Linked DNA regions of Homo sapiens: all the other regions are linked to region 3. Evidence: read pairs that join two places in POLR2A ChIA-PET (ENCODE). Cell type or tissue: Panc1. All regions are shown on one strand. Links, peaks and the distances in the headings refer to the core of each region. The heading gives the core; the rest is flanking DNA.

The links. Peaks named below come from ENCODE experiments on the same cell type or tissue, not always from the same donor. Only the 100,000 strongest peaks of a DNase experiment are listed, where the experiment ranks them.
Region 1: POLR2A ChIA-PET joins it to region 3 with 7 read pairs; 2 of 35 experiments call an interaction of 5 or more read pairs at or near these places.
Region 2: POLR2A ChIA-PET joins it to region 3 with 5 read pairs; 2 of 35 experiments call an interaction of 5 or more read pairs at or near these places.

Annotation. Positions count from the first base shown.
Region 1 is chr9:36,735,689-36,743,440 of GRCh38, forward strand. No RefSeq gene overlaps it. Among named protein-coding and RNA genes, the nearest start is that of MIR4475, 84 kb to the right of the region's middle. RefSeq lists an enhancer at 2,717-3,916. In Panc1, for the core only: no CTCF peak of the experiment used is centred there; a DNase peak (open chromatin) is centred at 3,088; H3K27me3 peaks cover 45 bases.
Region 2 is chr9:36,314,344-36,322,095 of GRCh38, forward strand. LOC102724322 (a long non-coding RNA gene) reads left to right here. Exons shown (of 5, transcript XR_001746660.2): 4 at 2,374-2,449; 5 at 3,454-4,122. Among named protein-coding and RNA genes, the nearest start is that of GNE, 60 kb to the left of the region's middle. In Panc1, for the core only: no CTCF peak of the experiment used is centred there; a DNase peak (open chromatin) is centred at 3,651; H3K27ac peaks cover 4,939 bases.
Region 3 is chr9:36,681,152-36,688,903 of GRCh38, forward strand. No RefSeq gene overlaps it. Among named protein-coding and RNA genes, the nearest start is that of MELK, 110 kb to the left of the region's middle. In Panc1, for the core only: no CTCF peak of the experiment used is centred there; no DNase peak of the experiment used is centred there.

The DNA of each region.
Region 1 (7,752 bases), core at 855-5,854, 54 kb after region 3:
ATCCGCCTGCCTTGGCCTCCCAAAGTGCTGGGATTACAGGCGTGAGCCACCACACCTGGCCTTATTTTTAATATTTTTTTTTTGAGACAGAATCTCGCTCTGTCACCCAGGCTGGAGTGTAGTGGCGCGATCTCAGCTCATTGCAACCTCCGCCTCCCGATTCAAGCAATTTTCGTGCCTCAGTCTCCAAAGTAGCTGGGATTATAGACATGTGCCACCATGCACAGCTAATTTTTGTGTTTTTAGTAGAAACAGGGTTTCACCATGTTGGCCATGCTCGTCTCGAGCTCCTGACTTTAAGTGATCTGCCCACCTCAGCTTCCCAAAGTGTTGGGATTACAGGCGTGAGCCACTGCGTCCAGCCCTGGACTTATTTTTTTCTTCTGAGTCATTCAGCTGCACGGCAGGAAGGCCATCTCAGAGAATTCCAAGTGGTCTCGGTTACTTTGGGTTCTCTCTTCATCCCCCTCTTCATCTGCCAGATTGTGTCTAAATTTTGGGTGGGGGTTCACTTGGTGCCTTGGCAAAAGAGAGCTGGGGGCTGCCTGTGTTTTGGAAGACACTCATCTCTGCTGTCAGCCCTTGAGACCCAGACTGCTGCTCCACCATCCCTCATTCTCAAAGCATACCTCTCCAGAGGTGAGAGCAATCTCACCCACTTTAGAGGCTGCTAAGGGGCATGGGAGAATCCAGCTTCTCTCTTCCACGACAGGAAGCCACAGGGCTCCCAAGGCCCTCTTTGCTCAGGTACACCACACACAGCCGTTTCTACTCTGTCCCTCCCACACTACACTTGGCACTTGGGAACTCTGCCAGGCTTGATCCTCTGTGGGCTCCCCTGGGGAAAAGGCCCAGGACCCTTCTACTTTAAGATTCTCCAAATCCACCTGAGATTTTTGTAATCTCTGTAACCCTGGCCTCGGCCTAGGGAAGGGCAGGGTTCAGGGCGTCTCCAGCATCCCGCCTCTGACATGGTTCTCTCTCCCAGCCCAGCAGGTTTTAAATTTCTTTTAGCTGAAAAAACAAACAAACAAACAAGCAAAAAAACCTGACTCTGACAAATGATGCATTGTTCCCAGTCCTTTCGTCTGATACCTTTTTTTGTTGTTCTTTTAAATCTCTCTCTGATTCTGCTGAAACAACTTGATTGCCTATTGTGCAATTTGAGTGAGGCAAGAGCAAAAGTTATAAGGAAATATGGAGGAAAACACCTCAGTGTATGGCCCAGATATTACCTGGCCCCATTAAGACGGAGGACTGGAGGCTTGGTGAATCCATGGTGGATCTATGACTAACCCTTGGGTTACACTCTGCCTTTCTCTGGAGCCACGTTCAGATGCGAGAAATCCTGCTTTTCTTCAAGTGAAAACCATCCTTGTCCATGTGCTTTCTACCCCTCTTGCTTCTACTCTGAGGCCAGACCCTGGGCAGCCAGGGAGCTCAGGAGGGGTTGGCAGTTGCCCAGATGACCTGGCCCAAGAGGACTACTCGGTGCCACCCCTCTCTGTTACCCCTGTCCCGGCATCCTGGGACATGGGTAAGACATATGGCATGACTGCAGCCAGCCACAGAGCCGTGGAGGCCAGGTGGGGGCTGCAGTCTCCTCTCGTCAGCTTTGGTCAGCATCGCACAGTCAACTTGGAGCCCCACACTTTATTATTTAAAAAAAACTTTTATTGCTTATATTTATTATTATACAAGTAGTGTATATTTGTTATAAGAGCCAGAAAATGAAGATAAACAAAAAGAAGAAAATAAAACTCATGTGCAATCCTAATATCAAGGGAAAACCCTTTTCAACATCTTGGGGTCCATCATTATCTCTGTATATGTCTTTTTCATTTTTAAAGAAAAGGGATCAGACTGTACACATTATTTTTCATTTAATATAATTCTAAACTATTTTTCTACTAAATATACTTCTGCAACATTATTTCCAACAGCCATATGGTATTCTAGTAGGTGCTGAAATGGAGCAACCACCCCCTATTATTGGAAATTTAGGTATTTCTTTCTTTTTTATATATACATATATATAATTTTAGAGGTGGAGTTTCGTCATGTTGCCCAAGTTGGTCTTGAAGTCCTGAGCCCAAGTGATCTGCCCACCTTGGCCTCCCAAAGTGCTGGGATTATAGGTGTGAGCCACCGCACCCAGCCTTCTTTCTTCTTCTTTTTTTTTCTTGAGACAGAGTCTCACTCTGTTGCCCAGGCTGGAGTGCGGTGGTGCAAACACAGCTCAGGCAATCCTCCTGCCTCAGCCTCCCAAGTAGCTGGGACCACAGGTGTGTAACACCATGCCCAACTAATTTTCTAAGTTTTTTTTTTTTTTTTTTTTTTTTGTAGAGACAGGGTCTCACCATGTTGCCCAGGTTGGTCTTGAACTCCTAGGATCAAGCAGTCCTCCAACCTCAGCCTCCCAAAGCACTGGGACTACAGGCGTGGGCCACCCCACCTGGCCAAAAGTATTTTTAATGTTTTAATTTTATTAAACTGAACAACATAAAATTTCTAACATTTGACTGTTCTTGACTTAAAAAATGGCAACTTCATGTGATTTGACCAAACATAAATGATGCTGTGGTGAACATACTTGAGACTAATCTTTGCATAATTTTTTTCTGATTACTGACAATTACATGTCTAGGATTGCATGCCTAGAAATCCACTTGCTGAGTGAAAAGGGATGCGTGCTTTTGAAGAGACCCACACTTTAGTATACTGACCTCTTGGCGTGTGTCCAGGGCAGAGAGGAAACGGACCAGGGTGAGAAACCGTCTTAGGAGCTTGCTGTTGGAGTTGGGCTTGACCATGTCCTGGCTGCTCCCCTCACTAGGCTGTGGCCCTGGACCAGTGGCAGCACAAAGGGGGGAACTCCAGCTCTGGAGAGCCATCTGTCTGCAGGGTTTTCATAGTGAGACAACTGGTGTTTTGTTTCAGAGATATTGGTGGTTTGGCGAAGGCTCAGCCATTTCAAACTCCATCTAACTTCCACCAAGCTTCGAAACTCTGCCTGAATTTAAGATCCTCTGAGCCTTGGGATCAGAAACCCTCTTTTCCAGGTGACTCAGTAATAAGACGTGACTCAGTAATAAGACGGCCCCTCCCTTCCTGCTCCTTAGAGATGAGGCCTTTCTAAAGGACTCACAACTGCCTCCATGGTTTTGAATGTTTTAAAATGTAACTTGGCCTTGAGGGTGGATCCAGGCCTGGCTGTGGAGTGAGGTTCTGATGGATTCTGGGGCGGCAGACCTCTTGAACCATCGAAGCGTGCAGGCTGATTTTTAAAAATAATTGTCCTTTTTAATGATGTAAAACATGTCATCTAGATTAAAAAATAAACACACTTTATTACTTTCCCAGTCTTTTCTTCCTCCCTCCCAGGGCCAGATGGGGATTGCTTGAATATTTCTGGCGTATTTCACATATTTAATAACGCCCTTGGAGGTTCTTCCAGAACTGATAAAAATGTGGGATAGACAGTGTTCACAGAAAGGAAAGCTGGTGGTGTGTGTTCGTGTGTCGGGGTGGGGGTGGGAGATGGGGGGGGGCATCTGTTTTGGAAGCAAGTCAAAAGGCATGTACTTTTTATCTTGAGCAACAAAGGACATTGTTTCACTGTCTCCCCGCCCCAACTCTTGCCTTTTGGGGGTTGGGGGAGCAGAAGGAAGAAAAGAGAGAAAAAAATCACTGCAGCTAAAAAAACTAGAGCGGCTTCAGAGAATCAGTCCTTCCCCCCTTCCCCGACAGCTTTCCACTAGCTCTCTTGCGCTACAGCGAATCCAAGAAAATAATTAAAGCTTTAATTTATTTATACGTCTTCTCTATAGATATTATAGATCTCACAATCGCCGCCTCCTAATTTATGCACGCAGAGCCTGCGGCAGCTCGGAGCCGCCAGGGTTGGGGGGTCCGGGCCCCTCGGAGCGGGACGGCTGTCAGCCCCCGCGGTGGCCGCACAAAGGCTGGGGTCCCGGCGGGCGCACCTGGGTGATGGGCACCTCCCGAGACTCCCCGGGACGGAGGCCTGACAGCGCGCGGCGGCCGCCTTAATAGACTGCGGGATGTTCTCCGGGAGAAGGCTGCGCCGGTCCCCGAGGACAGATCATCAGGCAGAGTGGTCCCCGGAGCAGGATTTATTAGCAGACAGGATGGGGAAGTTGATTAGCCTCCGCGGCTGAACGGACATCCTGTCAGACAGGCCTCTTAATCCAATCACTTACCTGTGGAGGGGAGCCGGCTGCCTCCTCCTGGCCCCCTTCCTCCTCCCATGGCACCTGCGGGGCCACGCGGGGTGCTCCGGAGCCAGGGTACACAGGCCAGGCCTTCCGTGCCTGGCCTCGCTCTCTGATTCAGTCTCGTGGTTGATGCAACCTGCAGGCTGCTCTTTTGGGCTCACTGCCCTGGTGGTGACTCTCCCGCATAGAGACCTTACCTTCTGTGGCTCCCTCTTCCCCACTCAGGAAAATCCCCTTCCCCTCCCTGGGCTTGCCTCATTTGACCCTGAACCACCTTTCCAGCTTCAGCCTCCACTAGTCCTTCTCTTGAGTGGCCTCTCTCCATTTCCTGAACCTCTCCTGCCTGCCCCCTGCCCTTGCTTCAGGTATGGGGTCTACTTAGACTGTTCTCTCTCTCTCTCTTTTCCCCCAAATCCTTCTTGTCCTCCAGGGTCTAGCCCACAAGTCTCATCTTCCCTGATTCCATGCCCCCTCCCTCCAGGCCCAGGTAATTTCCCTCTCTTCTGAAGCTTTATCCATCTGTGGTGGGTGAGGATTCCAGGCCCAAATCCTGCTTCCACCTCACCAGCTCTGCAGCCCTGGCCAGATGACCTCACTGGCCTCCCCTTCTGGGGATGACAGCAGCAAGTTCCTCCAGGGTCTGCTGAGGACCAAATGAGAGGGTGCATGTTGAGAGCTGGCGGTAACGTCCAGCCCACAGCAGCACGCAGCGGTAGGTGATTGTTTCACCCTGGATTGGGATCATTCTGTATGGTGGGGTCTCCTTCACAGTGCTGAGTTCCATTAGGACAGGGGCCAGGCCTCACCATCTCCTCCCTCTTTCCGTCTCCCTTGCCCTAACACCAAGCACAACCCTTTCCAGATAAGATGGCTGAATGTTTGTTGAATGCATGGGGCAACCATCTGCCACACAGTGGACCAAGGATGGCGAACCCTCTCTCGGAGTGACCCCACGGGGCCCCACCTTTGGCTTACCTGACCATGGAAGAAGAAGGACTGTGAGGGACAGGGCCTCCATCTGCTTCTGTGGGGCGGGCATTGAGATGTGTGTTCTCTCCAGCTCTTGTCAAGAGTTTAGGAATTCAGACCCTATTGATCCACTGCGTCTTCAAAGCCATCTGTTATCATTAAGAAACAGGACCTGAGCCCCGGATGCAGCGGCTGGCACTGGGTAATTTAGAGCATTTTACACACACACACACACACACGCACACACACAGAGAGAGAGAGACATGGCTAAAAGAAGTTAGCTAAGGCAAACATTGAACACTTGGCAGGCAGGGAGGGAAAGAACCAGGGGACTCATAGAAACCAAAGGTTTCTACACCGCTACATTAAATTCTACTTCCTGGTCACAGATTTTCATGGTTGATTGTAATCGTCTATGGGCATTTGACTTTGGCAAATGTGGATGCCAAGGTCTCACCCAGGCCCTGCCACCTCCTACTGATGTCTGTCCCTTGCTGCTCACAACCGTCAGTCTTGACTGGGTTGATGTCAAGGTCACTGGTCCCTAGTTTGCGCCATCTTCCTTATTTTCCTTTAAAACAAACCAGAATAACATTTGCCAGACCACAGTTGTCAGGCAACTTTCCCATGCCTTGGTGTTTCTCAAAGATTTCTAGCTGTGCCTGGGTCATTTTGGTGTGGCAGAATTTACCACTGGAAGAAGATTCAGAGCAGGGGCCTGGTTAGATGCTGCTACTGATTAGACGTGTGCTTCTAGGTGGGGTGGCATGGGAGAGTGTGGGCACTTAACCGAACCTCACGGAACCTCAGTTTCTTCATCTATCATATGGGGATAATATTTGGCCCACTACTACAAAAGGGGAGATTTAAGGGTAAGATGAGGTGCTTGATAGGAATGTGCTTTTAAAAGCACAGTACTATACAAAATTAAGGCATAACTACTATCAGGAGATTGTGCCTAAAATATCTAATACTCTCAGTGCTAGGTGCTGGAGAAGTAAAGGTGACCAAGCCTCACTCTGCTCTCAGTGAGTTTCACAGGCTAAAGGGGGAAACGAATATGGGGACGCTAACTAAGCAACCAGCAGGATCCGTCCAACTGGACCTTGGGTCGCCCTTTCAATCCTGGAGCCCCTGTTCCCTACAGCATGTGCCATCAGAAGGGGCTCCGGCCAGCACAAGGTCAGGCAGCTGTGGCACTGCCCTTGTTCTGCTGTTTGATTCAATGGATGAGATGGAGTAAACATGGAGGCTTCTCCTTTTAGGATGGGGAGTTTATGTCTTAAGAAAAATGACAGATGCCACTGAACCTTTTTTATGACAGATTCACTGAACACTGACGTCTGTTGATTGTGTCAATAGGGAGAAAGAGGGTAGAGAGCTGAAGAAATTCCTACCCCGAGCTACCCTCTCATCCATGTATCTTTTTTTTTTTTGTCTCCAGTCCTTGCTTCGGGAATCTCTGCTCAGACCTGCAGTGCCCTCTCCAAGGGGGATCAGCTAAAATGCCTTCCATTGCATGGATCCTGAGCTCCCCCGACAGGTATGGCAGCTGGTAACTGCAGCTTCCCTACCCCTCCCCCAAAGGGGCAGGTGCACAGCTCTGATCTGGGGCTCCTAGAGGCAGAAGCACTCTTCCGGACTGTTCTGTAAGTGATTCTCACTACGACTGGGAGGAGGGAAGGGGACTGTTGTCCCAGCCTCTCCCATTCTGTGCCTCCCTCTGCCCAGTCTATGGGCACCCCTTGGGGCCCCAGAACCCTTCTTAGGTAAGCAGGAGTGCGTAGGATGCAGCACCAATGAGGAGAATAAATTTGCTCAGGTGAACATCCCCTTATTGAGGGAAGGTCCTTACGTTTTCAAGATGATTATGGCATTAGAGCTCAGAGTGCAAGCGCATATATCTCAACACAGATGAGCTACAGGGCCCCGATTCCTCTGCCTGTTAGGGGCTGACCTCTTGGGATAAAGCAAGGGGCCGTGACTCAGATCTGAGGAGAATAAACTGGTATTTGGCTGAAATCACTGAATTGACTGAGACTAGGGGCCTGGCCCCAGGGCATTCTGGGGTCGAGAAGTGGCCCCGTATAGACCTGGGACTATGGGGCTCTGTGGTTCTCCCAGGCAGAGTCCCCAGTCCCCATAAACTGCGGCCTGTGCTACCCCATGCTCCTCCCCACCGCTGTCCAGAACCCCCATGCCTGCTCACACCCTTGAGCGCAGACAGAAGAGGACCCCGTGGTTCCTAGTGGGAGGGGTGGGTAGAATGAGCAGTGCTCTGGCCCGCACAGTCGCCTGATGCTGGCTGCCTGTGCTCAGCAGCCTGGCAGGTGGGAGGAGGGAGACAGCTGGTTGGGGTTTTGGGAACAGGGACCATGTTTTAATAATCTCCATATCCCCAGCACAGAGTGGGTGCTAGAAAATGTATTGTTGAATCAAAGGATAGTTGAGTAGGGGGCCTGCAGATGGCAAGGCGGGACAGGGCCCTGCAGCCTGAAGAAACTGCATGAGCAAACGCTGGAGGTGGTCACAGTGCCAGGTAAGG
Region 2 (7,752 bases), core at 855-5,854, 370 kb before region 3:
ATACAAGGCAAGAATGCAAGAGATGTCACAAAACTTATGTGGCCATCACCAGATAAAAAGCATAGACAATGGCATATCCAAATAGAGGAGAGAGAATTCACTGTGAGCAAGCAAGGCCTCCCAGAAGACATCTGGCATCCAGTGGGCCTCAAAGAATAGCAAAGATTTTCAAGGCTGAAGCAGGGACAGCTTCCTGTTACTAGAACTCCTGGAACCAAGGGTTTACGCAGGACAGGCCCAAGAAAATAGATTGGGAGTTTCCAAACTGTGGCTGTCCAGTGGCCCCTGGCTACCACAGGAGGGAAGAAAGAGTTCTATCTTTAGTCCTTAAGATCAGAACTAAAACTCTATCTCTTCTATAACAACCAGCCATAATCCATAGGCTTTTTTTTTTTTTTTTTTTTTTTTTGAGACAGGGTCTAGCTCTGTCACCCAGGCTGGAGTGCACGGGTGAAATCATAGCTCATTGCAGCCTTGACCTGCTGGGCTCAAGCGATCCTTCCACCTCAGTCTCCCACACAGCTGTGGCCACAGGCACATGCCATCATTACTGGCTAATATTTGATTTTTTGTAGAGATGGGATCTCACTGTGTTGCCTAGGCTGGCCTCAAACTCCTGAGCTTGTGTGATCCTCCCACCTCAGCCTCCCAAAGTGCTGGGATTACAAGTGTGAGCCACTGTGCCTAATCTATAAATTGCTTTCTGATATAAGCTACTTTCTTTTTAAAAGTGTTTTTAGAAAAAATAAAAAGCATGTAAGAACACAGCTTTAAGACCATTTTAAAAGAGAATTTAATCCAATGGTTGTGAGCTGAAGTTGGTAAAGCCCACATAATGCTGGGTCATGCACATACCGAGATACTCAACAAGGCTTTGATGAATAGGTGAATCAATGAATGAATGAAATGCCTGAGGCCATCCTGATTCCCTCAATGAACTGAAGCAGGGTGACAAGGGTGTGGGCAGAGTGGGGGGTCAGAAGTGTGAGGGGAGGGGGGGATGTGGATGAGCCACTCAGGAGAAGTCTGTCTGATGAATAGGTTTCTAAATCTGTTGCTAAGAAAGCAGCAGCAGACATCTGACTTTTGTGGGTAAGCCCTTGTTCGGCCTCAGAGCTCCATGTGCAGGAGATAGCACAACCTCCATTTCCCCTGCGTCTGGTCAAAGAGGCTTTCTGGTTAATGTTTGTAGGACACAGAGACAACAAATATAAACAAGTGCCTGGCCTGGGCAAGGTGAAGTTTTGGTTTGGGTCTTTTTTTCCAGTTTTAACAGGGTCTGTGATGGGGGCAGGCATTATTCAGTCTTTGCCAAATGATGTTCTGAAACCCCTTCCCGGTGGAGGGCACAAGGGCAGAGTCCTATGAAGAACAGACAGGCATGGCCAAGGCATCTGTGTACCTGGCAGCGTTTGGAAGTCCCCCTTCCCTAGGCCGAAGGCTGTCCTTTGTTTAGGTGAGCCCTCTCTAGAGCCAGACTGAGGCAAGGACAGTCATTGGCTTTCTGGAGGCAAGGAAAATCCCTGGCTTTCTGGGAGAAATACACATTGATGAGCAGGGAAGTCCCAGACCTGCTGGGAAGACAGGATTTTTGGAAACAGACAGACGTAGGTTTGAAGTCTGACCACCTACCTGTCTACCGGCTGGGAGAGTCATATCTAATTCCTGCTTCTTCCCAACTTACTCTAAATCTGAAAATGTTTAAATCTCAGCCCTAAGTGAGTAGCCCCCAGGAGGAGCCAAAGGAGGGGTGGGAAGGAGGGAGAGAGACAGAGGGAGGAGAGAGGGAGGAGAAGGAGGGGGAAGAGGGGAAGGGGAGAGGGAGAGGGGGAGGGAGAGAGACAGAGGGAGAAAGGTAGAGAGGTGAGGGAATAAAATGGGACCCCAGCTGCAGGGCCCAGAGCAGCCCTACCAGCCAGTAAATGATGGCTTCCAGGCAAAGAGAACATTGTACTGCAGGCAGTAGCTGAGCTGACCTGGACACTGGAAGTCAGGGGCCCACAGACAGAACAGAGAGGGCTGTACATTCAGTAAAGAAAAAATTACACACTTATTTTCATTAACCCCTAACTAAACTTTAGCTATTCCTTCAGTTAATGTATGCAACAAAGTAGGGTGTATCAGAGGCACCTGCAAGTCTGGCGCAATTTGAATCTGAAATATTTTCACTTCCCACTGCGTTTGTTGCAGATACCTTGAAATTTCTTATATTCATCACTTCTTCAAAATCATCGTTGTTATTAGAGCGACTGCCAGATCTTATCATGCAATGCATTAATAAAGTAGCCTTTATCTTGCCTGAGTTTGTTTACATTTTGATAACTGTATTTCAATACAGCAGGTTCTGTCTGGAGTCCTTTGTGCTTGTTTTAGGCATGAAGAACATGACTCCAAGAATCCGTCCATCCACCTCCCCAGGCTGCCGAAGACGGGAGCACGGCACACAAGGGTGAGAACTGAGGAGGGCAGCTGGCAGGGGCAGGCTCTGAAAGCACAGCTGTGTGAAGGTCCGGTTCAATATCCGCTTCAGAAGACACACAGCCCTTTGTTGCTCATGTCTGTTGCTGTCTAAAGTTGATCAAGGGCCAACTTAGAGAACAGGATGGAGCTGTGGAGAGGAATGGGTAGAATGCCATGGAGATATTGAGAACAAAAGGCCATGGCTAATACTCCCACTCCGGCCCCAGCACCCAGGCACAGGGAATCTGAGCCCCCTCCACCCACATCTGCGAGCCCCTGACAGACTCAGCAGATGTCAGCTTTTTTGAAGAGACGGTGTCTCTCTCTGTTGCCCAGGCTGGAGTGCAGTGGTGCAATCACAGCTCAATGCAGCCTGGAACTCGGCTTTGCAAGTGATCCTCCCACCTCAGCCTCCTGAGTAGCTGGGACTACAGGCATGCACCACCACGCAGAGCTCCGGTTTTTTGTTTTTTTTTTTTTGAGATGGAGTTTCCCTCTTGTTGCCCAGGCTGGGGTGCAATGGTGCCATCTCGGCTAACTGCAACCTCTGCTTTCCGGGTTCAAGCAATTCTCCTGCCTCAGCCTGAGTAGCTGGGATTACACGCATGTGCCACCATGGCCAGCTTATTTTGTATTTTTAGTAGAGATGGGGTTTCTCCATGTTGGTCAGGCTGGTCTCGAACTCCTGACCTCAGGTGATCCACCCACCTGGGCCTCCCAAAGTGCTGGGATTACAGGCGTGAGCTACTGCGCCTGGCCTCGCAGAGCTAATTTTTTACAGAGGCTGGGATCTCACTGTGTTGCCTAGGCTGGTCTCAAACTCCTGGCCTCAAGCGATCCTTTGGCCTATAATCCCAAAGTGCTAGGATGACAGGCGTGAGCCACCGTGTCCGGCCTCTGTCTGCCATCTAACTCGCAGCCTGCTTCTATCATGTGCTGGAGAGCTGCCCTGCCTGCTGAAGAAAGCTGAGACCCCAAACGTCTTTTCCTCAGGAAGGTGAAGGTGAACTTGGTGGCCTTTACCTGATGACTCTGCTGATATTTGATCCCTGAGGGAATGAGCCACGGTTCAGCACCCAACCCCCACTTGAACTCTGCAGTTTCCCAGTTTCATTAAGAAGCCCATTGTTGAGTCTGGCCATGCGTCAAGGACACGTGGACTCTTGGGGCAACCCCGTTTCTCCAGCATCCTCCCAGGTGATGGGTTGGTGTGGCCAGGAGCCAACAGGAAGGGTGTGGGCCAGAGGGGAGAGGCTTCCTAGCAGCTGGCTGCCCTGGAGCTCCGGGAAGGTTTGACCATCAGGTTTACTGCACCAGGAATATATCCTTCAGTTTCCCCCAGCCAATCTGTAGAATAAGGAGAAATGGAGAGTGTAGGAAGATAACTGCAGTGTGGACACAGCCTCAGGTTTCTTCTTCGGTAAAGCTGATGTTTATTACACAGGGGCATAGTAAGTGAAGCATGCACTTCATTTTTCATTTTTCCTAGAATCCAGTGCTGCTAAAAAAAAAAAAAAAAAGGACAACTGTTTACTCACTGAAGAGCAAATATATACGTTGTTGGATGAGGAAGAAAAAGTTCCGTTGGGACGGGGCGTGGTGGTTCACACCTGTAATCCCAGCACTGTGGGAGGCTGAGACAGGAGGATTGCTTGAGCCCAAAAGTTCGAGTCCAGACTGGGCAAGATGGCGAAACCCCGTCCCTCCAAAAAATACAAATATTAGCTGGGCGTGGTGGTGTGCACCTAGTCCCAGCTACTTGAGAGGCTGAGGTGGGAGGATCGTTTGAGCCTGGGAGGCAGAGGTTACAGGGAGCAGGAGGTTACAGTGAGATGAGATTGCGTCACTGCACTCCAGCCTGGGCGACAGCAAGACCCCGTCTCAGAAAAAAGAAAAAGTTCCATTGCTCCCCACCACCCAAATGAATGCCACCTAAAACAGCTCCTGAATGGCTGGGGGCCAGAGTGGCGGGTTTTGGGAGAAACAAACCACAGCTGCCAGTTATGAGGCACCAGCTGCACCACATCGTTTCATTAGATCCCCCGCGATGCCATGAGGCAGGAGCTCTTCAACTCACTTTCCACATGAGGAAAATAAGGTTTCGGGAAGTTAAGAAACTTGTTTCTGCCACACACATCTTACCTTCTGATTTGATTTTGTGAGAAAAGCCTGGTTTGTTTGTTTGTTTGTTTGTTTTTGCCTGAGCATGGTGCACATTTCAATCTGGAATGAAGGAGTATAGTGAGGGGGAGGTGCGGCGCACCTCAGCTGTGCAGGTGTGTGGTGTTACTTAAAGCACACCATAGCGGCTACTGGGAAGCCTGGGTCCCAGCCCTGTTGCTAAGCTGCTGCTTGACCTGGAGTAGCTCCCTTTTCCCAGCGTGCCTCAGTTTCCTCATGGGAAAGCTCACTACCAGCTGAAGGTGAGTGGACTGGGGATGGAGAGGAGGGGACAGAGCTGGGGTGCAGGCCGGCAGACGGGTGGAGTGTGGGAGAGGCTGAGATGGGGAGAGTCCGGGGAGCAATGGGGTTCCAAGGAGGGGGCTGAGTCCTGGCCTGGGGAAGTCAGGTTCAAGGCGCTGGCGTCCCAGCTGATCCCTGGACCTGAACAGGGACCTGTTCCCTGTCCTGCTTGGAAGTCCCATCCTGGGTGTGGGCAGCCAGAGAAAGGAAGCGTTCTCCCAGTGCTGCCATGGGCTGCAGCCCTACCCTGCTGGGCTGAGTTCTGTGTTTAATGGAGGGAGGAGGAGGAGAGGGGTGAAGAGCTGGGCCTTCTGGTAGCTTTTTATAATTATTTCTAAAATGCTATATTTGGATATTATTTTCTGCTTCTACAAATAAAACATGCATATTGTAAAAAAATTCAAACATAACAAAAATCTGAAATTGCTGGAAATGCTTTCCCAGGGCTGCTCCCTAGAACAAACTATTAATTATTAGGTGCTCATTGTACATGCTTTTTTACTCCTTTATTTTCCTTTTTTTTTGGTAACATATGAACATGTTTATGTTGGACAATATAGAAGTATTTGAATCCAAATATCAGAGTTCCTCTTCCACTCCTTTCAACCTCCTGGTATGGCAGGCCAGGCCTCAGGAACGCGGGCCTCCGTAACAACTATTTCAGTACTGACTGGTGAAGTTAAATATTAAAAGCTGGTAGAGCCAGTGTCCTTACACAAAAGCTGGAATGTAACAAAACCCCACCCAGAGTTTCGCCTAGGCCTTTCCTGGGCCTTAAAGCATGACAAAATAACGAAGGCATTCTTAACAAAACCTGTTTAGGATTAAACAAACAAGTTTTATTGGGGGGTCTGAAGAAACTCCCCAGGCCTCCACGAACAAGTTTATTGGAGGTTGGAAGGAACTCCCCAAACCTCTGTGATTTAGTAGGAGACAAGATAAGGGTAATCACTGCAGCACCTGGACCCATTTAGATTAAGTCAATTTACTGAGGCTCCAGAGGAAGGTCTTCAGGACTCAGACCTTAGTTATAGATTAGAAGTTAATCACTTATGTCTTTAGATAAATGCACACTTACACGTACACATAGAGCTTAGAAGGTATATAAGCTCTGGAATACTTTGAAATTTTGAGTTGGTCTGGCGATAATTTCCAGGCCTTCTCCCTGCACCTGGTTACAGAAATAGAAATTCTCTTCTTTCCCAGTTTATCTGCATCTTGATATGGGGCCACGAGAATAAGCAGCTCGTCCCTCGGTGTGGTCCGGGAGCACTGGCACTAAGCACTGGGCAGTGGGAGGGCAGCTTCTGGGCAGTGCCCCCCAGCCTGCTCCCTCCTGCCACTCCACCTCCCAGGCAGGTCCTCCCACCTCCCCAGGGGTGTGGTGGGGAGGGCTGGGGAGGCCTCAGCACTCCACTGACTCATCAACCCTTCTGTCCTTTGATGGGTAGGATGGGGTGAACGCTAATGCCAGCAGACCTGGTTTCATAATATCTTAGTGTGTTCTGCATGTGTGATCCAGCCCCTCCCTTGGGATGCAGGGGAACTATGCATCTTTTATGTATTCTCAGACTTTGAGGTCTCAGCTGAATTGGAGACAGAAATAATCCCATCTTAATGTCCAGTCACATAACTATATCATCACTTATTTAACTGGCTTTCACTGATGGACATTAGGTTGTTGTGTGAGTGTGCATGCAATACACATCACACCCATGTGTGAGCTCCTGTGCTAGTATTAATATTATAAACAATGCCTCTCATCATGCCACCTGACTTCAAACTATACTATAGAGCAGCAGTAACCAAAACAGCATGGTACTGGTACAAAAACTGACACATAGACCAATGGCACAGGATAGCCTAGAAATAAGGCCACGCACCTACAACCATCTGATCTTTGACAAACCTGACAAAAACAAGCAATGGGGAAAGGACTCCCTGTTCAAAGTGGTGCTGGGATAACTGGCTAGCCATATGCACAAGATTGAAACCAGACCCCTTCCTTATATCATATACAAAAATTAACTCAAGATGGATTAAAAACTTAAACATAAAACCCAAAACTATAAAAACCCTGGAACACAACCTAGGCAATACCATTCCAGACATAGAAACTGGCAAATATTTCATGACGAAGAAGCCAAAAGCAATTGCAACAAAAGCAAAAATTGACAAATGGAATCTAAAGAGCTTCTGCCCAGGAAAAGAAACTATCAACAGAGTAAACATGCAACCTACAGAATGTGAGAAAAATTTTACAAACTAGGCATCTGACAAAGGTCTAATATCCAGCATCTATAAGGAACTTAAATTTATAAGAAAAAGACAACCCCATTAAAAAGTGGGCAAAGGATATGAACAGACACTTTTCAAAAGAAGACATACATGTGGCCAAGAATCATATGAAAAAAAATCAACATCACTGATCATTAAAGAAACTGAAATAAAAAACATGATAAGACACCATCTCACACCAGTCAGAATGGCTGTTAAAAAGCCAAAAAAGAACAGAAGCTGGCAAGGTTGAAGAGAAAAGTGAATGCTTTTACACTGTTGGTGGGAGTGTAAATTAGTTCAACCATTGTGGAAGACAGTGTGGTGAGTCTTCAAAGACCTAAAAACAGAAATACAATTCGACCCAGCAATCCTATTACTGGGTATATACTCAAAGGAATACAAATTGTTCTATTATAAAGACACATGCACACATACGTTCATTGCAGCACTATTCACAATCGGAAAGACACGGAATCAACCCAAATGCCCATCAGTGGTAGATGGATAGAGAAAATGTGGTACCTATACACCATGGAATACTATGCAGCC
Region 3 (7,752 bases), core at 904-5,903:
TGCAGTGGCGCAATCTCGGCTCACTGCAAGCTCCGCCTCCTGGGTTCACGCCATTCTCCTGCCTCAGCCTCCCGAGTAGCTGGGACTACAGGCGCCTGCCACCACGCCCAGCTAATTTTTTTTTATTTTTAGTAGAGACGGGGTTTCACTGTGTTAGCCAGGATGGTCTCGATCTCCTGACCTCGTGATCCACCCGCCTCGGCCTCCCAAAGTGCTGGGATTACAGGCGTGAGCCACTGCGCCCGGCCATGTGTTTTCATTTCACTTAGGTAACTATCCAGGAATGGAATTAATGGATCCTGTGGTCAGTGTGTTTGTAGAAGGAACTACCAACAGTTATTAGCACATATGAGAGGTTTTTTTGTTTGTTTTGTTTTCTTTTTGAGACGGATTCTCCCTCTGTTGCCCAGGCTGCAGTTCAGTGGCGCGATCTGGGCTCACTGCAACCTTCGCCTCCTGGGTTCAAGTGATTCTCCTCCCTCAGCATCCCAAGTAGCTGGGACTACAGGCACGTGCCACCACACCCAGCTAATTTTTGCATTTTTAGTAGAGGCAGGGTTTCATCATGTTGGCCAGGCTGGTCTCAAACTCCTGATCTCAAGTAATCTGCCCACTTTGGCCTCCCAAAGTGCTGGCATTACAGGAATGGAGCCACCGCGCCCAGCCTGATTTCTTTTTTTAGGTCATGTCAGGAAAGATATTGATTCTTTTGATTCGTGAACATGGTTTTTGGTCGTCTTTAATTTGTCTCATCAGTGCCTCCATGTGTTTTTGATGCCTTTGAACTGGTATTTTTAAAATTTCAATTTCTAATTGTTCATTATAGAAACACAATTGGGTTTTATATATTGGCATTGTATTTTGCAACTTTCCTAAACTCACTAGTAATTCTAGTAGCTTTTTTTGGTAGATTCTTAAGGATTTTCTGTGTAAATAGTCATGTCATTTGTGAATAAAGCCATTTTTTTTTCCTTTTCAAATTTTGTGCCTTTTATTTCTTATTCTTACCATATCACATTGGCAAAGACCTCCAGTATGATATTGAATAAAAGTGGTGAGAGAAAACATTCCTGCCTTGTTCATGATTTTATGGGGAAAGAATAATTCTTTTACCATTAGGTATGATGTTAACTGGGTTTTTCATAGATGTTTGCCATCAGTTCAATGAAGAGCCCTTCTTTTCCTAGTTTGTTTAGATTTTTGTTCATGAATGAATGCTGAATTTTGTCATATCCTTTTTCTGTATCAAGACGATTACATGGGTTTTCTCTTAAATTTGTTTATATAGTGAATTACAACCAATTTATTTTTAATATAATTATATAGTTGAATTTACAGCTACCATTTTACTATTTGTTTTTCTTTTAATCCACCCATTTTATACTCATCTTTCTCTCCTTGCCTTCCTTTAGTTCAAATACTTTATATTATTTTATTATTCACCATCTATTAACATGTTATACATTTGTTTGCTCCCTTGTTAGTGGCCATACTAGATTTTAATATGCATGTTAGTTTATTATAGTCTACCATAGCATTTTCCAAACAAAGCAAACATTTTCCAATAGTTTAAATACATTACTCCTTTCTGCAATTTGCATTATTGTTGTCTGCATTTTAAATTTCAAAAGACATTGCAGTTACTGTGTTTTACAATTAGTATTCATTTAGATTTACCCACTTCATTGCCCTTGATTTCTTCCTGCATTTCTATGTTTTTATCTTGGGTCTTTTTTTTGCTAAACTTGGCATAAAGAACCCCCTTTTATATGCGTTTTAGTGCAGGTCTGCTGGTGGTAAATTCTCATTTTGTTTGAAGACATTTTTATTTTACTTTCATGTTAAAAAGATTTTCCCCCTAGGAATAGAATTCCAGATGGGCAAGTTTGCTTTCCTGCCTGTTCTTTCAGCATTTTAAAGATGTCATTGCATTGTCTTCTGGTTTCAATCATTTCTTTTGAGAAATCAGCTGTCAGTTTCATTGTTGCTTCTTTGAAGGTAATGTTTCTTTTCCTCTGGCTGCTTAAAAAATTATTTTTATTTGTTTTTGATTTTGACTTTGACTTTGATGTACATTTTTTTGTTTGTTTTGTTTTCTGGAATTTATGCCGGTTGGAGTTAGTTGAGAGACTTGAATCTTTATGTAGATGTCTTACCAGTTTTGAAAAATTCTCTACTGTTATCTCTTCAAATACTGCTTCTGCTCTAGTCTTTCCTTCTGAGGCTCCACTTACATGTAAGTTAAACCTTTTCCTTGTGTCTCACATACTTTTATTCCCTTTTGTATGTTTTCCACTCTTTGTGTGCTTCAGTTTACTTACTAACATGTCTTCTAGCTCATTAACTTTGTCTTCTTGTTGTGTGTAATCTGCAGTCATACTTATGTATTGATTGTTTTTATTTTTTTAATGGAGTCTTTCTAGACACTGAAAAAGATTATTTCTTTTTTAAAATTGTAAACATTTTGATTTTTGAAATGTTTTTAAGAGATGGATTTTCACTATGTTGCCCAGGCTGGTCTTTAATCCTGGGCTCAATGAGTTAAATCCAGCTAACCATTTTTGGCTGCAGGGCTCAAGTGATCCTCCTGCTTCAGCCTCTTAAGTAGCTGGGATTGCAGGTGTGCACCACTGCACCTGGCTTATATTGATTCGTCAGTGTAGCTATTGTGTTTTTAACTTTAAAATTTTTATTTGATTAAAACATAATTCTCCAGTGCAATTTTTCTTCTTTTCGTCTCTTCATTTTGTCTTGTTTTCTTGGACATAAATCTCAGCAATTTTTAAAATGTCCTTGTCTAATAAAACTCTAGTTTCAGAATCACCTGTGGGTAAATTTTTATTGTATATTTTTTCCCTTTGTTTTTCAACACGTTTCTTAGAATGTCTAGTAATTTTTATTGAATGCTAGATACTGTGTATTAAAAACTGTTAAAGCTTCAGATGATATCTTCCTCAAGGAGAATTCAGTGTTTCTCTGTCATGCAGAGAGGGTCAAGGGTGATCAAATTAATTCCATCAGTACTGAACTGATGTTTTCAGTTGAACCAGGGCTTTCAACTGAGAGCCTGCTGTATTTACCAAGATCCATGCTCCCAACAGGTCCTGAAAGATATCTAAGTTTTGCGTCCTCAACACTACAAGATTGTGGAAAACTGCTTTGGTTAGTTTTTGGTTTAATCTTTTACTTCCAGCTTTGCACAGCTTCAGAATGTCTTGGGGAGACTGACTATGTGTTTGAGGCTCCCCAAGTCTCCAGTTTTGTTACTGTAGCCCTGTACAAACATACAAAGCTCTGCTGTTTCTCTGATCCTTGGCAGTGCCCCTCTGTCTGGATAAAGCCTGGGGTCACCTCTCTGCAGGTCTCTCCTCTCCAGATTTTGGTTATTCATCCTCATTGCTTCAGCAGCTCCCTGATGCTTTTGAACACTTTTTAATTTTTTATTTCTTTAATAATTTTTATTTCAGTAGTTTTTGGGGTACAGGTGGTTTTTGGTTACATGGATATGTTCTCTAGTGGTGATTTCTGAGATTTTGGTGCACCTGTTACCCAAACAGTGTATACTGCACCAAATGTGTAGTCTCTTATCCCTCACCTACCTCCCACCCTGCCCCCTGAGTCCCCAAAGTTCATTATATCATTCTGGTGCTTTTGCATCTTCATATCTTAGCTCCCACTTACAAGTGAGAACATGTATTTGGTTTTCCATTCCTGAGTTACTTTATTTAGAATAATGGTCTCCAGCTCCATCCAGGTTGCTGCAAAAGACATTTCATTCCTTTTTGTGGCTGAGTAGTATTCCGTGGTGTATATATACCACATTTTCTTTATCCACTGGTTGGTTGATGGGCACTTATGTTGGTTCCGTATCTTTGCAATTGCAAATTGTGCTACTATAAACGTGTGTGCATGTGTCTTTTTCATATGACTTCTTTTCCTTTAGGTAGATGCCCGGTGGGATTGCCGAATCAAATGGTAGTTCCACTTTTAGTTCTTCAATGAATGTCCATACTGTTTTCCATAGTAGTTTGAACAAACATATTTTAATCCTTTTTTTTCTAGGTCTTTGCAGGAGTGTTAATCTGCCACAAACTATTCTATTCTACTTTGAGGGAGAAGTCTATTTTATTCTTAAATATGCAGATTAAAGCTTACTCAGTTTATTTCATGACACATTGACTAGTTGCAACCTGCAGTTTATGAAATGCATAAAGGATAAATGTGTGAGACAAATCCAGGAGATGGGTAGAATTATCAGATTTTAGGAAGTGTTTAGTTGTCAAAGGGGAAGGAGATGGTGGAATGAAGAATGCGCTGATTTTTCTGACTCAGACATCCAGGTGGATAGGCAAGCCATTTACCAAGATGGAGTGATAAAACAGGAGAAAGATCTATTTTAGAGAATTGAGATTAAGTTTACTTTTGTACACATTGAGTTTGAGATACCTATATGACATCCAAGTGGAAATTTCTGATATGCAGAAAGAATCACTTATTTGGAACCCAAGAGAGAGATGGGAGCTGGAGCTGTGACTTTGTTGCTCATTAGTAGATAGGTAGAAGTTTTCACACCAATTTTGTACATTTTTTAGTTAATCACATCAATTCAGCTGACAAATGCTATTTTACTACCCATCAGGCTGGATCAAGTAAAAACAGGTACTCTGCTAGTTAGGCTAAACATTTTCTTTCTTTCTTTCTTTTTTTTTTTTTTTTTCTTTTTCTTAGACAGAGTCTCTGTCACCCAGGCTGGAGTGCAGTGGTGCGATCTCGGCTCACTGCAACCTCCACCTCCCGGATTCAAGCAATTCTCATGCCTCAGCCTCCAGAGTAGCTGGGATTACAGGTGCACACCACCATGTCTGGCTAATTTTTGTATTTTTTTTTTTTTAGTAGAGATGGGGTTTCACCATGTTGGCCAGGCTGGTCTCGAACTGACCTCAGGTGATCCCCCTGCCTCGGCCTCCCAAAGTGCTGGGATTATAGGTGTGAGCCACCACACCCGGCCTAAATCTTTTCTTTAAGGAAAATAAAACATCAGTGGTTGCCATATCATCTAAAAGCTACCATTTAGTTCTAATTCTATAGAACCACTAGGAAAATTAAAGGAATGTAGACATGAGTTAGGCAAATGAGGCCGGACTAGTTCCCGAGAGGCAAATATGATCAGGTTGCTGGCACTAAACTAAATCTGCAGAGTGGTAAGTCGGCCTCATCATCCACTGGCCAGCCACACCTAGGCTTCTTTGTAGGGCATTTAGGAATCTTACATCCAGAGGAAGGCAGTATGAAGAGATGATAAGGGAACTTATGGTTGAAGAAATTAAGTGTTTGGAACCTGAGAAAACTCAGGGCATTACCCTCAAACATCTAAATGACTGTCACGTGTGGGAGATTATGAGACTTGTTTTAGCAGGCTGTATTGGGGTTCTCTAGAGGGACAGAACTAGTACGAGAGAGATATATATATCTCCTATTTATTAAGTATTAAGTTTATTATTTATTAAGTATTTAAGTTTATTAAGTATTAACTTTTAATTATTAACTTAATTAACTCAATTAAGTATTGAGTTTATTAAGCATTAACTCACACAATCACAAGGTCCTACAATAGGCTGTCTGCAGGCTGAGGAGCAAGGACAGTCAGTCTGAGTCCCCAAACTGAAGAACTTGGGAGTCTGATGTTCAAGGGCAGGAAGCATCCAGCACGGGAGAAAGAGGTACGCTGGGAGGCTAGGCCAGTGTAGTCTTTTCATGTTTTTCTGCCTGCTTTATATTCCAGCCACCCTGGCAGCTGATTAGATGGTGCCCACCCAGATTAAGTGTGGGTCTGCCTTTCCTAACCCACTGTCTCAAATGTTAATATCCTTTGGCAACACCCTCACAGACACACCCAGGATCAATACTTTGTGTCTGTCAATCCAATCAAGCTGACAGTCAGTATTAACCATCACACAGGCTAAGTAAGTCCAGTGAGAAGTTGGAGGTAGAGGTTGCATCTTACTCATCTTTGTGTTTCCAGCATGTAGTAGAGTCTGGAACACATCAGAGGCTCAGCAGATGCTCATAAAGTTGAATCACATTGAACTTGAGCTAACACTAAAAAGCTTTCAGAGACACTCAAAACTACCTGACAAGAGACAGGGCTGCTTATACAGTGGTTTCCTTGTTGTTGGAGTTGTTCAGACATTGGACAACCATTCATGGGATGTTGTCATAGAAGGGATTTAAGTATTGAACTAAATCCCATTGTCTTAAAAGCTTCCTTTAACCTTAGCATCTGTGATCCAGTAACAATATGGAAGATAATGGATCAATTATTTGGGTGTTTGTTGGCCGTAATAGGGAGCAATAAAATAATGATCACAGCAGCGATCATATATTGAGCACCCACTATGTGCCAGACACTATGCTGAAAAATTTATATCAAGGATTGGCAAACTTGGCCTGTGGGCCAGCCTGTGGCTTCTTTTTGTGATGTTTTATTGGAACATAGTCTTACTCACATTGTCTGTGGCTGCTTTGGTGCTACAGTGGCAGAATTGAGTAGTTTTGACAGAGACTGATGACTCTGTCATCAGTATAAAGTATTTTACTATTTGAACCTTTACAGAAAAAGTTTGCTGACCCCTGATTTAGGTAAATATAACAACTCTGCATATTATACATATTAACTCATTAATCTTTACGTTAACTCTGTAAGGTAGATGGTGTCCCTTTTTACAGAAGAGGAAGCTCAAGCTCAGGGAGGCAAAGTAATAACTCTCAAGGTCAAATAACTTATAAGTGGTTTGGATTGGAACCAGGTGTGGCAGGCTCCAAAGTCCATGTTCTTTCTTATACTAGAAATAGAAGGTCTACCTCTCTCCTGAAATTGTACCATATATGAAAGCATGATTATATATGATATTTATTAAGACATTGCCTTTTTATAGCAGCAATCTTACACAAACTGTTGAAGTATAGGAAAACTTCACCAGTTCAGACCAGATTACTGTGTATTTACTACAGTTGAGAGTTATGTGATTCTTATTTGTTAAAGTAACAAGTTCAGAGTGTTTTCCTCTGAATAAGAATAGAGTCTACTAAGAAAATAATCAAAAGACTTTCAGCTTCTAGGTTCCTCTGTAATTTCATGCATTTTGAAGAACTTTCTGTTGTTTTGTAATATAGGGCCTACAGCATTATATAATTTTAAAAAATCCTATTCTTTGCAATGATTTATAATGCAAATATTTATTAATAATTGTGAGACTAATCTCTTTACAAACTAGTGAGATTTTGTGATAGTCTTAAAAAATGATGTAATTTGTTTATCTGAATTAATTTATTTAGGTTGTCCCATAAGCTTCCTGAAAAAAAAAATATTTTTCCAATTCTTTCCATCTTCTCCAAAGAGGATTACAGGTGTGAGCTACTGAGTCCATCCCTGATGATTTATTAATAATTATCATTGACTTTGAGATATGTATACATACATTTGAATAAAGATATATCCTGGGACCCTTCTTCAAACAAATAGTGAAGCCGCACTGAAGAGCAGATTTAGCAGAGAATAGCAGAAAGCACCGCACAAGGAGTCTGAAGACTTAGCTTCTAGTTCTGACTCCCACTTACTATCTATAAAATCTCAGATATCTACAATCTCTTTAGTAGAGCTTACCTCTTTCTTAACCATCTATTTTCTCATCTTCATAATGAAATAATAATAATATTTATCCTGTCAAATAAGATAGTAGGTACAATGATCTT